2 separate regions of the Homo sapiens genome follow, and region 2 is linked to region 1. A link is a loop called in an ENCODE intact Hi-C map of the cell type or tissue named here. Cell type or tissue: B cell. All regions are shown on one strand. Links, peaks and the distances in the headings refer to the core of each region. The heading gives the core; the rest is flanking DNA.

The links. A loop is a pair of places that touch in the nucleus more often than their neighbours do. Peaks named below come from ENCODE experiments on the same cell type or tissue, not always from the same donor. Only the 100,000 strongest peaks of a DNase experiment are listed, where the experiment ranks them.
Region 2: a loop joins it to region 1, with 13 times the contacts of the local background. A loop is called at or near these places in 2 of 110 quality-filtered maps.

Annotation. Positions count from the first base shown.
Region 1 is chr19:11,596,305-11,599,204 of GRCh38, reverse strand. ZNF627 (zinc finger protein 627) reads right to left here and starts at 1,722. Exons shown (of 4, transcript NM_145295.4): 1 at 1,575-1,722. The coding sequence starts at 1,577. RefSeq lists silencers at 1,328-1,467, 1,808-1,937 and enhancers at 1,618-1,697, 785-1,783. In B cell, for the core only: no CTCF peak of the experiment used is centred there; DNase peaks (open chromatin) are centred at 1,844 and 2,191; H3K4me3 peaks cover 1,757 bases; H3K27ac peaks cover 1,495 bases.
Region 2 is chr19:11,765,624-11,768,523 of GRCh38, reverse strand. ZNF441 (zinc finger protein 441) reads right to left here and starts at 1,524. Exons shown (of 4, transcript NM_152355.3): 1 at 1,328-1,524. The coding sequence starts at 1,330. RefSeq lists silencers at 494-603, 1,054-1,193 and an enhancer at 1,264-1,363. In B cell, for the core only: no CTCF peak of the experiment used is centred there; DNase peaks (open chromatin) are centred at 773 and 1,453; H3K4me3 peaks cover 1,895 bases; H3K27ac peaks cover 1,904 bases.

The DNA.
Region 1 (2,900 bases), core at 304-2,803:
CTGTCCAGTGGGAGCAGGCTGATACCAGACCCTTCAACAGATCTGGCTGCTGTGGGCATCCTGTGTCAGCCCAAACAGCCCTGAAGCCCAGGACCAGGAAAGGAGGATGCTCTGAAGACATATCACAGTTTAAAGTTTCCAAAGGGGAACCCCAACCCAAAGACACTGTTTTTTGTTTTTTTTATTTTAGGGTCCGGGTCTCACTATGTTGCTCAGGCTGGTCTCAAACTCCTGGCCTCAGGTGATCCTCCCGCCTTGGCCTCCCAAAGTGTTGGGATTACAGACATGAGCCATGGCACCAGGCCAACCAAAAGACATTCTGAGAACATCCCTGTGCCTAGGAGAGAGAAAAGGAGAAGAGGCACAAAGGTTTTTTCACAGCAGGGTCTCATACATGTATTCTCTGCTTTCCTCTCCTGTGAAATGTTCAGAAACAGAAAGCAAATATTTTTAAAAGACCAATCGATTGCTCCTTGAAAAAATAATACAAATTAATTAGTTTGAAATGTGCAATAAAGGACAAAGAGTTGATAATGTCGTGACTGGAGTTACCTTTTGGGAATATGGTGAAAGAAGTGGTATCAAGAATTATTTGCAAGCGCCAGAGGAGTCAGGCTAGGGGAACAAGGTCAAGGATTTGGGACCCTGTCCCCCTGGGGAGTGTTAAAATAATTAATTTGGAGACAATTAGAGGGCTGTGGCTATGGTGTCCTGGTTTCCTACCCAAGGAAACAGAAATCTAAGTCGAATGAAATTCTTTTATTTGATTTTATATTTTAAAAATTTGTAGTAGTTTTTTGGTCTCAGTCTGAATATGTTCATTTAAAAAAAATTAACAGAGATGGGGTCTCGCTATATTGCGAGGCTGATCTTCAACTCCTGGGCCCAAGCGATCCTCCTGTCTTGGCCTCCAAAAGCGCTGCGATTACAGGCGTGAGCCACCGCGCTCCAGCCTCAAATGAAATTCTTATAAATTACCAGTTTATAAGGAAATAAAATTTAGGGTTAATAAACCACAACCACCAATCCACCTCTGACTACATAAGCAGAAAATGTCCACCTAGATAGAGCAAATAAGGCGACTGCATAACTGTCACCAACCAAGTACTGAATTTGGTTCGCTTCCTCCTGCACCTTACAGCCTTTCCTTCCATTCCCTCCAACGGATCCCCAAGCCACAAACCACGACCGGGAGCTTCTCCATCGATGAGCCGCTGTTTGCTCAAATAAACTCTAAATTTTTAACGGGAGAAAGGCGGGACTGTGGGGGGCGGCCACAGACCGCAGCTCCTGCAACACGAACCACATCCGAGGAGGGATACCCCCATGACCCTCCCGCGGCCCCCGCACCATGTGGGGAGACGCGGGGCTGCGGGGCCGCAGGCGTCGCGCAGGGACGGGACAGGACGACCGGGGTCCCAGCTCCTGGCCCAGCCCCACCTTGCGGCCGAGGGAACTCGGGTCCCAGACCCCGGAGTCGCCGCAGGGAGGCCTAGGTCCCTCCACAGCCGGTTCCGGCCGGTTCCAACCAGCCCCTCCCCCAGGTCTGGGGACGCCTGACCCCTCACACGCACCATTTCTCGGCTTCCAGGTGTCCCGGCGTCCTCCCTACGACTCCCGCGACCTGTACAGGTCACGGCGCGACAGAGGCTGCGGCGGAGACACCTTGGGCCTCTCGGAGAAACGGAGACGCGAGCCCGGGTGGGGACGGTCGCCAGAAACAAAGGCTCCGTAGGGAGGCGCAGGCCCTGCCCTCCTCTCCCGGGCCCATCTGAATGGACAGTTGGCAGGGCCCCGCCCCAGCGCCCCTGATTGGATAGGGTGACATACCCCGCCCCCTAAGGCCTGAGTGACGTAGGAAGCCATGGAAACGTGGCTGTGCGTAGCAGTGTTGACTGGTTCTAGCCACTGCGCCTCTCAGGCCGAGTTTCCTCCCTGCACCCAGCCCGAGGGATATTTGAGGGTTTGTTTTGGTTTTTTTTTTTTTTTTTTTTTGAGACGGAGTTTCGCTTTTGTCGCCCAGGCTGGAGTGCAGTGGCGCGATCTCAGCTCACTGCAATCTCTGCCTCCCGGGTTCAAGCGATTCTCGTGCCTCAGCCTCCCGAGTAGCTGAATTACAGGCACCCGCCACCACGCCTGGCTAATTTTTGTATTTTTCGTAGAGACGGGGTTTCGCCATGTTACCGAGGCTGGTCTCTAACTCCTGACCTCAAGTGATACGCCCACCTCAGCCTCCCAAAGTGCTGGGATTACAGGCGTGAGCCACCACGCGTGGCCTTGTTTTGGTTTCCTTCCTTCCTTCCTTCCTTCCTTCCTTCCTTCCTTCCTTCCTTCCATCCTCCCTCCCTCCCTCCTTTCTTTTTTTTCTTTCAGGGTCTTGCTCTGTCACCCAGGCTGGACTGCAGTGGCATGATCTCGGCTCACTCCAGCCCCAATCTCCCGGGCTCAAACGATCCTCCTGCCTCAGCCTCCCTAGTAGCTGGGACCAAAGTCACGCCCCACCACACTCTGCTAATTTTATTTTGTTGTTGGTGCTGTGTGTGTGACGGGGGTGGGGTGGGTTAGATGGGGTCTCACTATGTTGACCAGGCTGGTCGTGAATTCCTGGGCTCAAGTGATCCTCCTGCCTAGGCCTCCCCAGGTGCTGGGATTACAAATGTGAGCCACCGTGCCCGGCCAATATTTGCATTTAATGCAGAGCTTGCTTCTAGCTTGCCAGAGTAGGCACTGTCTTCTTCTGGCACTCCATGAGCTCTTCCTTCTAATTCCTTCCGGACACAAGGTCACCAGTATGTGCAGGGAACTCCACACTCACTGTGACATGGAGCAATCGCCTTGCCTCAGAACGGGAGGGAGCCCAGGCTAGGCCAGGGAGGACAGGAAGAGGAGGAAGGGCCTGA
Region 2 (2,900 bases), core at 253-2,752, 170 kb before region 1:
CTGGGGACTCATCACTCTGTAACGTTTCCAAAGAGGAAACTTAATCCAAAGACATTCTCAAAAGGTGTCTCTGTCTAGGGATGATGAAGGGAGGACAGTAACAAAGATTTTATTTATTAATATTCATTTTTTTTACAGCGAAATGTCTGGTGGTTTTTCTCTGCTTCCTCTCATGTGAAATGTTCACAAACACAAAACCTTTTACAAAGAGCCATATATTGCTATGTATAAACAAAATGACAATTAAAATACTAGCCTCTGTTTGAAAAATAAACTGGGGGACAAGGAGTTCATAAAGTTGCTGTGAATTGAGGAGAGAAAGCCTGAGGAAGGCTCTGGAAGCCAAGGGATTTTCTGTCGGCCCTAGGAGGAGTTAGGATGAGAGAACACAGTGGTGGACTTGAGACCCTGCTGCCCACATCTTTGGAAGACTCGAAGGCGAACGGGTCACCCTTGGGAAGAAAGAAGGGACAGGGGACCACACAGACCACAACTCCTCCCACACACAAACCCCACACACGAGTCTGCCTGGTGACCTGTCATCACCGTGCAGCCTCCTCACCGGGTTCACAGAACTGCGAGCCAGGCTGGAGGCGAGATTGCAGTTAGATATTAACCAGGTGCCCTCAGCCCCGCTGCCTCGCGGGGCCGCCTCCCCAAGAGTCAGGCCACAGCAGATGCTGACCGCCGGCTTCGCCATTGTGCTTGGGGATGAGATCTCTGAGAGTTGCTCAAGAGTCGCCTGAGTTCTTTCTCAGATCCTGAATTCCAGCGGAAAGGCTGGCGCCAACCAGGCTGAAGACCCCACAAGGGAACCCACTCAGCAGAAGAATGCGGTTTCTTCACCTCCAGTCCCAAGAGTCACCCCTCACTTCCCCACCATCCAGCGACCCCACGCCCCAGCCGCCCCTGTCCACACCCCTAAACACCCCATCCCCAAACCTCTCAGGAAGGCGGATCTGGGGTGTCCTCCCCTCTCCCCCTATTAAACTGTTTCTGCTGCAGCCCTCGGCGTCTCGGTGCAGTGACTCGGGCCGCGAACCTGTGCCGGTTACAGCCGCACAATCTGGGGAGACGCAGGACTGCGGGCGCGGAGCTGCCCAGACAGGCCTCCAGGGCCAGGGCCGCAGTGGCCGCGCAGGGACGGGACAGGACGCCCGGGGTCCCGGCTGCCGCCCCAGCCCCATCGTGCGGCCGAGGGAACCGAGGGCCGAGCTGCGCCAGGGTGTCGCCGGCGGGGAAGACCTGGTGCCACCACAGCCGGTTCCGGCCGGTTCCAACCAGTCTCTCCTCTCACGCGTCGGGACACCAGACCTCACACACTCACCATTTCCCGGCTTCCGGCGTCCAGGTTCCTCCCTCTGCCTCCCGCTGTCAGTGCGGGTCCCAGCGAGACAGAAGCTGCCACAGACGTTCCAGGGCGTCTCTCAGTGACAGAACCCGGAGCCCAGTGCAGGGGCGTGGAGAAGACTCGGCGGGCTCTTTGAACCTTGCACCCTCCTCCGGTCAGTGCGCCTGATTGACAGTTCTCACGACCCCGCCCCGCGGCCCTGATTGGATAGTGCGCCAGGTCCCTCCCCCGGGCACTGAGTAACGGAAGAAGCGATCTCGGGCAGCGGAGTGGAACCTGATAAACAGATTCCAGACAGGCCTTGAGAGGACTAGCTTCCTCCCTGCGCTGTGACCTGACCCCCTCCCAGGGGACATTTGCATTTAGGCAGTATGTCCTGACCTTCCTCCTTTTTCCTCTTGGACAGGGACCCACAAGTCTGTGCAGGAAATTCCAGACTCACTGTCCAGTGGAGCTATCCCCTGATTTGAGAGCAGGAAGGGAGCCCAGGCCACACTGCAGCAGAAGGGAGGGGCTGATGTCCTCCAGGAATCAGGAGTTTTGGATGAGGCTGTTGGCTGCACAGGCCAAGCCTTTCTCCCACCTTATGTCTCAATCTACTAATTTTCAGTGCAGAATATAAAAACACCCCAACAAAGCCGGGCGTGGTGGCTCACACCTGTAATCCCAGCACTTTGGGAGGCTGAGGCAGGTGGATCACCTGAGGTCAGAAATTCGAGACCAGTCTGGCCAACATGGTGAAATCCCGTCTCTAAAATACAAAGATTAGCCGGATGTGGTGGCGCACGCCTGTAGTCCCAGCTACTCAGGAGGCTGAGACAGAGGAATCACTTGAACCTGGAAGGCAGAGGCTGCAGTGAGAGAGTGGGCGAGACAGAGGGAGACTCCGTCTCAAAAAAAAAAAAAAAGAAAAAAGAAAAAAGAAATAAATAAAATTGTTAAATGTGTGGAAAAACTGGAATTATATGGCGGCAATATTTTATAAAGCAAAAACTTGAACTAGCTCAGATAAGCAGCCTGCTGCATCCACACACAGTTCACAAGTCAACCACTTTCAGGAGGCCAAACATATTCCAAAGCTTGGAGGCCAGACGATAATTCCTGAAATGGAGCCCTAGGGTGGATCAGAACCTGGGGATGAGTCAGGGGCACTAATGGATTTAACTCTGGGAGTTCAATTTGCCCTCCTGTCTCCTAAACACAGCGTGGAAATGCTCCTTCCATCAAGCCTATAAATGTTATTGAATTAAATGCTTCAATCAAAGGCTGAGACATTAGACTTTGAATTTGAAAACATTCATCTTCATATTTTTATGAAGAATACCAGATATAAAAGCATTATGAGGCCAGGCACCGTGGCTCATGCCTGCAATCCCACCACTTTGGGAGGCTGAGGTGGGTGGATTGCTTGAGCTCAGGAGCTCAAGACCGGCCTGGGCAATGTGGTGAAACCCCCATCTCTATTTAAAAACAAACAAAAAAAAAGCGTTATTAACTGGGAGCTGGCACCCATGGTGATACGAAGAAAAAGAGGTTTAATTGACTCACA